Regions from separate parts of the Homo sapiens genome. Here region 1 is linked to region 2. Evidence: chromatin contacts called from ENCODE Hi-C or POLR2A ChIA-PET data. All regions are on one chromosome and are shown on one strand. Each heading gives the region's core, a stretch centred on a gene start or an enhancer-like site at or near the end of the contact. The rest is flanking DNA. Distances are from core to core; before and after follow the strand shown. Region 1 has its middle 61 kb from the start of NDUFS5. Region 2 overlaps LOC124904088 (a long non-coding RNA gene).

Region 1 (5,165 bases), core at 1,509-4,008, 39 kb before region 2:
TTGCTGGCCTGGGAAACTGCTGGCCTCCTGAGTCTCCACTGCCTCATCTGGCTGCCAGGGAGGTTACAAGGAATGACACTGTTAAGTGCAGTAACGGGCCATGTGAACCTGTGTTTTTCCAGCACATTCTGATTCTCGTTCATTTCCCTTTTACACCCTTTATCACCATCTCCCTTTTATAGATAAGGAAACTGAGGATCCAAGAAGTGAGGTCATTTGCCTAAGTCTTGTAACTCCAGATTCAGTTATCTCCGCAGTGCCTGGCACATGGCAGGAGCTTAATCCATTTTTTTTATTGAATGAATGAATGAAGCAGAGAGGTGCCTGTGAGATGTCTTCTCAGAGCTCCCAACTTGGAGGAGAGACACATGGGCCCAGAGGAGTAAGCTCCAGCTTCTGACCAGGTAGTGCTCTCATGGCTCTCTGTCCCAGGGCAAAAAGGGTAAGATGGGACTCCTGACTACAGAGACCTCCAGAGCTGGTGAGGGAAATGAACCTGGGAACAATGAACGTGAATATAAAGCCAACTGAAACAAGGGCTGTGCAGAGAGACAATTGTCGTCTGACTAGAAGGCCACAATGGAGCAGATGTTGGGAATGATTATTTCAGCAGCATTTGCTGATACTCCTAGGAATGAATCCCATAGATGCTTTCTACTGGCACATAGCTTAACCCCTTTTTTAGTTGAAGGAATGAATAAATGAACAACCAGAGAGGGATCCAATCCTTAGCTCTGAGTCACTGCACTCCCCTTTTTCACAACACATACGGGGATATAATTATTTTTTCCCTTCTAACTACTTAAAAAAAAAATAGAGACAGGGTCTCATAGGCTGGTCTTGAACTCCTTAGCTCTAATGATTCTCCTGCCTCGGCCTCCCGAAATGCTGAGATTACAGGTGTGAGCCACTACACCCGGCCTTTTCTCCCTTCTGTCCTCTCCACTAGACTGAGTTCCATGCAGAAGGGACCACATCTTCAGTCATCTTTGAATATCAATGCCAAGGACAGGGAGGGTCCTGATTATGTGATGTTAGATGAATGAATACCTGATTGATGGGTAGATGGTGGAATCTTCCTGCACCCTACCGTGCCCTAGCCCAAACATGAGCCCTTCTTCAAAACATGTTACTGCCATCTGCAGGAAACTTGTAATAATAAATGTACACGTCTGCAATGACAACAAATGTGATGTGAATCGCACCCCCAAGGGTTGTGCAGTGTACAGCCATGTGACACCCTGTCTTGCACCCTGTTCTCAATATACTCCCCACAGGTCCCAAGGGATACATCATTTCTTCCTCTCTTTGTTTCTACCCTTTGGGGTTGTACTCCTTGCTACAGTAAGCTCCCTAGCGCCCCACTTCCTTGTTGCTCCCCACCATTAAGTAAGGATATTTCTACTGCTCTTCACTAAAGACAGAGAGCCAGAGGGGAAGAGGCAAATTTTCCAAGATCTTTGTCTCTCCCCTTTCCTGGTTCTATAGACCAGGATCCTGAGGCCTTTCCCGGAAGTGACCAAGTCTCTCAGGTGAGTGTGGAGATTTAGATTGTCAACTACAGAAGATTCAGACTGGGCTGGTTGCCAGGTATTGCCTAAGGAAATAGAAATAACAATGTACAGGGCCGGGTGCGGTGGCTCACGCCTGTAATCCCAGCATTTTGGAAGGCCAAGGCAAGCGGATCACCTGAGGTCAGGAGTTCAAGACCAGCCTGACCAACATGGTGAAACCCCATCTCGGGCCAGGCGCGGTGGCTCACACCTATAATCCCAGGACTTTGGGAGGCTGAGGCGGGCGGATCACGAGGTCAGGAGATGGAGACCATCCTGGCTAACATGGTGAAACCCCGTCTCTACTAAAAATACAAAAAATTAGCCGGGCAAGGTGGCAGGCGCCTGTAGTCCCAGCTGCTCAGGAGGCTGAGGCAGGAGAATGGCGTGAAACCAGGGGGCGGAGCCTGCAGTGAGCTGAGATCCAGCAGAGATTGCACCACTGCACTCCAGCCTGGGCGACAGCGAGACTCCATCTCCAAAAAAAAAAAGAAACCCCATCTCTACTAAACATACAAAAATTAGCTGGGCATGGTGGCACACGCCTGTAATCCCTGCTACTCGGGAGGCTGAGGCAGAAGAATTGCTTGAACCCGGGAGGTGAAGGTTGCAGTGAGTTGAGATTGCGCCACTGCACTCCAGCCTGGGTGGCAAAGTGAGACTCTGTCTCAAAAAAAAAAAGAAATAGCAATGTACTTGGAGTTAGAAGATCTGTGTTTACCAGTCCTGTGTAACTATAGGCAAGTCCCCTAAACCCTCTGAGCCTCGGATGCTAACATATGTCCTGCCTAACAGAGTTATTTTGAAATCTCTGTGTAAACCATAAAGCTGATAAACCGAAACAAGACACTTTCATTAGTGACTCTTGTTACATTTGAATGTGGCTGGGCTTAGGGAGTTGAGAATATGGCTGGCAAAGAAGAAGGAGAAACAAATGTAGGGAAAGGATGAGAACAGGAAGATGGGAAGAAGAACAAGGTTCAGCACCCTAAAACCTGTTTGGCTTTGTAGACTGAAATCAGCAGGTTTCTCAGCCCCGACATCCCTCTCTACTCTGACATGTGTGACCACCAGGCTTGCCCCATCAGGCCTCTCAAGCAAGGGCGAGGCCCTAAGACCAGCTCAGGACACGGAGTGGGCCAGGGAAAGGGAAGATCTCTATTTGGTGAGAGTGATTCAGACACCCCCACTTGGCTTCATAAGCAAGATCCAGGGGGAGGAGAAAATTGCACAGGCCACAGCTGGCTTCCAGCGTAAGACTGACTTCATTTCCTCCCACAATTAAAGTTCTGCTTCAGAGAGCTTCAGAGCATCCAGGGTCTCCCAGACATGCCCCCCTGCACCTCCTGTGAAGGAGTCCCTGCAGAGCTAAGGCTGCCTTTTCCATTACTCTGGTGGAGCCCCCACAGCATTCTAAAATCACATGAAGATTTCAGCAAGACCCTAAAGTCGCAGTCCCGCCTCGTCTCTGCTGCCTCTCTCCTCTCCTGCTAAAGAAACACGCCCAACTGCAGTGCACAAGTTATTTTTAACCATGGCAGTCTCCCCATTTTCAGCCTCACTGGCCCAGCCCCCTCCTCAAAAGAGGCATTCAGCAGTGTCAGGATGCAAAGGAGATCAGCATCTATGCCAGAAACACAGCACAGCGCAGCACCCACCATCCCTTTGCTCAGTTGACCCAGCAGGGTCCTTAGGAGCCTTGCCTGTGTAAAATTAAGCCTCCTTGAGTCCACTCCACTTCTATTCTAGACTCCAAATCTGAAGCAGCAAGCAAATCATCCCGTGGGCCTCCTCAGAGAAGACTGGAAGTGGAAATCATCACAAAACGATCTAAGTATGCATGAGTGATGAAGGATGGAGGCAGAGGGCATAAAGAAGGAAGAATGAGACAGCCCACTCTCTCTTCAGGAGAAAGAGGTTTATGAGTCATCAGGGCCCTGAGTTATGGCCCTTCAAGACTGGGGACAAGTAAACCCCTTCCTGCACCCTAGGGACAGCTCTAAAATTCTGTTACTGGCTGATGCTGCAGGCCCAAAGGTTTTGAGAAGGACTTCCTCCAAGGACTCCTCGTTGCCCACTAGAAAGAGCTCCAACTCTCCCTCCTGCCTTCCAGGCCCCACTGTTGTCTCCTCACTTGGAGCTCATTCCCTCTAAAGTCCTTTCCTGATTACCTGAGCCCACATAAGCCTTTCTCTAACTTTCCGTTATAGCTCAGTGCCTGTTTCTGGATCACAGTCTGTCACATCACATAATATCCTCAAAACACTCATTCAGCATTCATTCAGTCATTCAATACCAATTGATCTCTAGCATGTACAAGGCCCCGTGCAGCCCTCGGGGGCTCAAAACATAAGACACATCCCAAATTGCTCACTCTTCTAAGGGAGTGATGGGCACCCTGTGGGTTAACTGCTACATTGAACAAGGGAACATGGAGGAGAGAAAAGTATGACTGTGAGAGCGGAGGAGGAAGCTTTGGATACCACTGGGGGCATTAAGGACAGAGGAGGCGGCACTTAAAAGAGGAGGAGGGTTTACCAGCATCTTGCAGAGAAGAAAATTAAAGTGTGGTGGTTTCATCCTGCAAGATGCATCCCTCTGGGGGTCCAGTTACAGTGTACTGTGGCAGGGTGATTGGGGGTAGAGGTGGTGGCAGGTGAAGCTGAAGAGGTAAGTAATTTTGATGGGTCTTTATGCTGAAGCCTTGATTCCACAGGCAATGAGGGGCCAAAGGTGGTTTTTAAGCAGCCGAGTAATAGAATTAGGTTTGTATTTTATTTTATTTTTTATTGTATTTTTAATGAAGTGTTGTACAGGCAGCACTTCATTTCATAAAATAGAATATGTGTTCTTGAGGTTTGTATTTTAGAAAAAAATACTCTATTAGTCACGTGGAGGATGGTGGCAAGACTAAGAGAGGAAGAGCTATTAAATGCTCATTGGAAGGTCCAGGTGAGAGATGACACAGTGGAGGGGGTGGCTGTATTATTTGAGGGACACAAAGAAGGTAGCAGTACAGGCCTTGGTGACGGCTTGAAAGCGGGTGATGTCACTGAATTAGCTGCAGGCACTGCTCTATCTTCCTATCCGTACTGTAACACCAACACCCTGCTGAGATGCTGAGCACACTTCAGGGAGGCAGCTGTGGATGCCTTCAGTGGAAGCATCTCCTTTATTGAGCCAAAAACTGTGCTAAGGGCTTTCCACACATTATTTCATCTAACCTTCAAGGCATCCCTGCACAGTGGGCATTCTTAAGACAAGGAAAGTGACACTGAGAAAGAATAAGGGACTTGCCCAGAGTCACACAGTTGGTCAGTGGCAGGGCCACGATCCAGCACCCTACCCTCTCTGATTCCAAAGCTTACACTCATAACTACAGCACTGTGCTGCTGCTTGGCAAAGAGCTGGGCACATCCCACCACAGGAGGTAGCCCCAGCCTTCACGTCGTGTGAAAGGTCAGCATGTAGAACACTTTTGGAAGGCGATACAAGTAAAACTGTACTCTCCAAGGATTTCATTATAAGGAAATAACAGAAGTCAAATCATTCTTAACCATGTTCTCAGCAGCATTGTCTAATATAGCCAAAAAGTGAAAAAAGAGTAGGATT
Region 2 (4,896 bases), core at 1,282-3,781:
TTGTAGCAGCAAGGTCTCCGTATGTTGCCCAAGCTGGTCTTGAACTCCTGGGCTTAAGCAATCCTCCCACCTCAGCCTCCCAAAGTGCAGGGATTACAGGCATGAGCCACTGCGCCCAGCCTCTGGATCTTACTTTATAGCTTGTGTTTCAGCAGGCCTCCTCTAACATTGCTTCTGTGGGGAAAGTGCGGATGCTACCTTATTTTTACCAGGAGGGTGTGGAAGTCCAGGTTTTCCACTTGGCCTCCATTGACACCGGTGTTGGCAGGGCTCCTTCTTACTGCTGGGCAGGGGTGGGAGTCCAGTTTCTCTATTAGGCATTCACTGATACCACACCGGCTGGGAGAGGGAGTGGGCCTCCACCGACATTGTTGGGAGAGGTGGCCTTGATTATGGATGAAAGGCCTGAGTGGATAACTAGGCCTCTTCTACATCACCCTGGTGGGGAAGGGAAGGAGTACTTCATTACAGCCTAACAAGGTTTGGAGATCTAGGCTTTCCACTTGGCCTTTGCTGATGGGGGTGAGGGTGGGGCTGGAGTAGAGGGGCTATAGTCTAAAGGCTGTCTGTCGGCTGGATGCAGTGGCTCATGGCTGTAATCCCAGCACTCTGGGAGGCTGAGGCAGGCGGATCATTTGAGGCCGAACGAAAGGCTGAGGCAGGCAGGAGAACTGCTTGAACCCGAGAGGCAGAGGTTGCAGTGAGTCGAGATCGTGCCACTGCACTCCAGCCTGGGCGACAGAGTGAGACTCTGTCTCAAGAAAAATCAAACCAAATGAAAACTAAAAATAAAAAAATCAAGGCTGTCTGTCTTTCTAGGCTGTTTATTTTCTTGTCCTTTGACTCAGAAAGCAGACTTGCAGGACACCATGGTTCACGCTTATAATTCCAGCACTTTGGGAGGCTGAGGCCAGAGGATTGCTTGAGCCCAGGAATTTGAGATCAGCCTGGGAAACAGTGAGACCCCCATCTCTACAAAAAAACATAACAAACAAACAAACAAAAAAAACAAAAAGGCCGGGCACGATGGCTCATGCCTGTAATCCCAGCACTTTGGGAGGCCGAGTCGGGCGGATCACCTGAGATCAGGAGTTTGAGACCAGCCTGACCAACATGGTGAAACCCCATCTCTACTTCTAAAAATACAAAAAATAGCAGGGCGTGATGGTGCATGCCTGTAATCCCAGCTACTCAGGAGGTGAGGCAGGAGAACTGCTTGAGCCCAGGAGGCAGAGGTTGCAGCAGTGAGCTGAGATCGCGCCAGTGCACTCCAGCCTGGGCAACAAGAGTGAAACTCCGTTTCAAAAAAAAAAAACAACTGTATTGATTAGTCAGGCATGGTGGCGCAGATCTGTAGTCTAAGCAGCTTAAGCCTGGGAGATCAAGGCTGCAGTGAGCCATGATTGCACCACTGCACTCCAGCCTGGGCGATAGAGCAAGACACTCTTTCAAAAAAAAAAAAAAAAAAAAGACAAGCTTTTCTTGGGGCTTTTGTCTGCAATCGTTGGCAGTTTTGGGTTGCTGGCTTCTCCAGTACCCATTCTGACATATATGAGGCAAAAAGAAAACTTAGGGAGGTCACTGCTGAGTCATTCCTTGGATCTGGAGGTCCCTAACCAATCTGCTTTCTTCTTGTTCAGAGTCATCTTATGTTCATTTTGTATAATATAGAGTGTTTTTGGGGTTTTTAGCTGTACTTAGCAGGAGGACTGGGGAAAAGAATATCTACTCTATCTCTCAGAAGCAGAAGTTGCTCCAGATACTTTGAAAAATTAAAGCCAGTGTTTAAAAATTCCTCAAAATGGCCAGGCATTGTGGCTCACACCTGTAATCTCCACATTTTGGGAGGGCAAGGCGGGGAGCCTAGGGGTTGGAGACCAGCCTGGACAACATGGCGAAGCCCTGTCTCTACAAAAAAATTAGCTGGCATGGGGCGGGAGCGGTGGCTCACGCCTGTAATCCCAGCACTTTGGGAGGCCGAGGCGGGAGGATCACGAGGTCAGGAGATCGAGACCATCCTGGCTAACATGGTGAAACCCCGTTTCTACTACAAAATACAAAAAAATTAGCCGGGCGTGGTGGCGGGCGCCTGTAGTCCCAGCTACTTGGGAGGCTGAAGCAGGAGAATGGCACGAACCCCGGGAGGCGGAGCTCGCAGTTAGCCGAGATCGCGCCACTGCGCTCCAGCCTGGGGGACAGAGCGAGACTCCGACTCAAAAAAAAAAAAAAAATTAGCCAGCGTGGTGGCACATGCCTGCAGTCTCAGCTACTTGGGAGACTTGAGGTGGGAGAATCACCTAAGCCCCGGGAGGTAGAAGCTACACACTCCAGCCTGGGCAACAGAGTAAGACCTCGTCTCAAAAAAATTTTTTTTCTCAAAGAAATGTAGACTTCTGGTTGCTCATGAAATGCTGGAAGATGAGTCATCCTGGGCCTGCACTTTGATTTGGTAACAGTTGGCTGTTGCTGGGTGCCCACTGCCCCGTAGACGGATTATACTGCATTGAATTTACCGTAGGTCCCACCCGTTCATACTCACTTAGAAAAGGCCCGCATCACTCATCCTTGCATGACTGCCAGAGTGTGAACTTGCTATCTCTGTATTGAAGTTGTGTTTCATCTCCAGGAAGTGTTGGCTGCAGCAAAGATTGGATGTGACACCAGAAAAAAAGAGTCATTGGCAGGATCCTTTAAGGATTCTGCTACATCACTGCAGAAGTGTTCTGTCTCCCAGCACAGAAAGTCTGCCTTAGCACATACTGTTCTGAGCAGTTACAGTTTTTAAAAAAACTTCCCCTCCCTTATCTTAGGAAACAGCTAGCCCATTTCTCCTCTTAATTAACCCCTAATCATGACTCAGTTACTCAGTTACGCTCCCAGCCCATTCTTGTGGAAGCCCTGCAAAGCAAGCCAGTGGGACCATGGAAACGTGTAATTTAGCGAAGCCTTGGATTCTCAGTGGCTGCAAAGTGAAGCCCCGAGGGGAGGTAGCTTTGTATTCTAAAACAGCAAAGAATGCTGTGTTGGTAGCTCCAGCCAGATTGGTGATCTGAGTAATGTGGACGTTTCAATAGGCCCCAGCAGAGTCCTAAAAATATAGTCTGCCTGGTCAGCTCTGCCATGTCAGTTTCTAAAACTGTCAGCACCAGTAGGGCAGCAGAACCACTCTCAAAGCAGAGGCTTTTCAACTTTTGGGTTCACTGACCGCTTTCAGGGACAGGAGGCCTCACCAGCCTCCTAGCCTCTTTGATCCCAGGCACCCTGGCTTCTTCCTGAGAGGGAAGCATGAAGGGGAAGCTGCCCATCTTCTCTTGCCTGAATCCTCACCACTCCTTGTCTGCAGCTCTGTGTCCAGGAACAGCCACTGTTGCTTCCGACAGGAGCTGAGAAATGATGAGCTCTTTGCTGTATTTTGATAAAATGAAGCCCAACGTGGACAGCAGGCACGAGGTTCCTGCAGGAACCTTGGCTTCTCTGAGGTACTCAGGCCTCTGGGGAACCAAACACAAAACAATTTGATTTGTCATCAAGGACACCAGCTCAACACATTTGCAGATGTGTTTGGCCTGGAACATCATCCTTCTCCTTGGCCACAGTGCCATGTGACTAGCCCTCCAATGCCACAGGGAAATAAGAGCACTGGTGTCAAACTAGGAGGTAACGCGATTCAAAGAGACCCTTCAGGAGGGCTTGGCCATAGATAAAAGGATGAGGGGGAAGGGTAGGCAGGAGGAGGAGAAAAAAGAAACAGCAGTAGCCATGGTTATCTTTTGTCTAGTATCTACTGTGTACAAAGTATTTTGTGTTAGATGCTGTGTGTGTGTGTGTTCACTTAATTATCAGGGAAATCCTGTGAAGTAAGAATGATCTCAGGCTGGGCACGGTGGCTTGTGCCTGTAATCCCAGCACTTTGGGAGGCCTAGGCGGGCAGATCACGAGGTCAAGAGATCGAGACCATCCTGGCTAACACGGTGAAACCCCATCTCTACTAAAAATACAAAAAATTAGCCGGGCATGGTGGCGCACATCTGTAGTCCCAGCTACTCGGGAGGCTGAGGCAGGAGAATCACTTGAACCTGGGAGGTGGAGGTTGCAGTGAGCTGAGATCACACCACTGCACTCCAGCCTGGGTGACACAGCGAGACTCCATCTCAAAACAAAAAAAGCAAAAAAAAAACAATGATCTCTACTTTGCAATTAAAGAAACTTTGACTCAGAGGCTGGGCATGGTGGCTCACTGTAATTTCAGCATTTTGGGAGGCTGAGGTGGATTAATCATCTGAGATCAGGAGTTCAAGACCCGCCTGGCCAACATGGTGAAACCCTGTCTCTACTAAAAATACAAAAAATTGGCCAGGCGGTGGCTCACGCCTGTAATTCCAGCACTTGGGAGGCTGCTGAAGTGGGCAGATCACCTGAGGTCAGAAGTTCGAGACCAGCCTGGCCAACATGGTGAAATCCTGTCTCTACTAAAAATATAAAAATGAAGGCCGGGTATGGTGGCTCATGCCTGTAATCCCAGTACTTTGGGAGGCCGAGGTGGGCAGATCATGAGGTCAGGAGATCGAGACCATCCTGGCTAACATGGTGAAACCCCATCTCTACTAAAAATGCAAAAATTAGCCGGGCGCGGTGGTGCACGCCTGTACTCCCAGCTACTCAGGAGGCTGAGGCAGGAGAATCACTTGAACCCAGGAGGCGGAGGTTGCAGTGAGCCGAAATCGTGCCATTGCACTCCAGCTTGTGCAACAAGAGTGAAACTCTGTCTCAAAAAAAAAAAAAAAAAAAAATATATATATATATATATATACACACACACACATATACAATATATACAACATTGTATGTATGTGTGTGTATACACACACACACACACACACACACACACACACATAT

What was found. Hi-C counts contacts between places; a loop is a spot of excess contacts on that map. ChIA-PET counts read pairs that join two places held with the same protein, here RNA polymerase II (POLR2A). Pooled maps may share reads with other maps.
Region 1: a map of posterior vena cava shows a loop between it and region 2 (4-fold over the local background). The contact joins two enhancer-like sites. A Hi-C loop is called at or near these places in 5 of 168 maps with a recorded cell type or tissue (A673, IMR-90, ovary and 1 more), 1 of 37 single-sample maps with no recorded cell type and 4 of 50 pooled maps. POLR2A ChIA-PET finds 5 or more read pairs at or near these places in 9 of 52 experiments (AG04450, Caco-2, H1 and 5 more).

The regions. Positions count from the first base shown.
Region 1 is chr1:39,084,849-39,090,013 of GRCh38, reverse strand. It overlaps a transcript of MACF1 not described here. Among named protein-coding and RNA genes, the nearest start is that of NDUFS5, 61 kb to the right of the region's middle. Within about 2 kb of position 2,758, at least 9 of the 41 ENCODE cell types and tissues checked have a DNase peak (open chromatin) inside an H3K27ac peak, as active enhancers do.
Region 2 is chr1:39,045,631-39,050,526 of GRCh38, reverse strand. It overlaps LOC124904088 (a long non-coding RNA gene), which reads right to left. Exons shown (of 3, transcript XR_007065970.1): 2 at 2,540-3,491. Among named protein-coding and RNA genes, the nearest start is that of NDUFS5, 22 kb to the right of the region's middle. Within about 2 kb of position 2,531, at least 10 of the 41 ENCODE cell types and tissues checked have a DNase peak (open chromatin) inside an H3K27ac peak, as active enhancers do.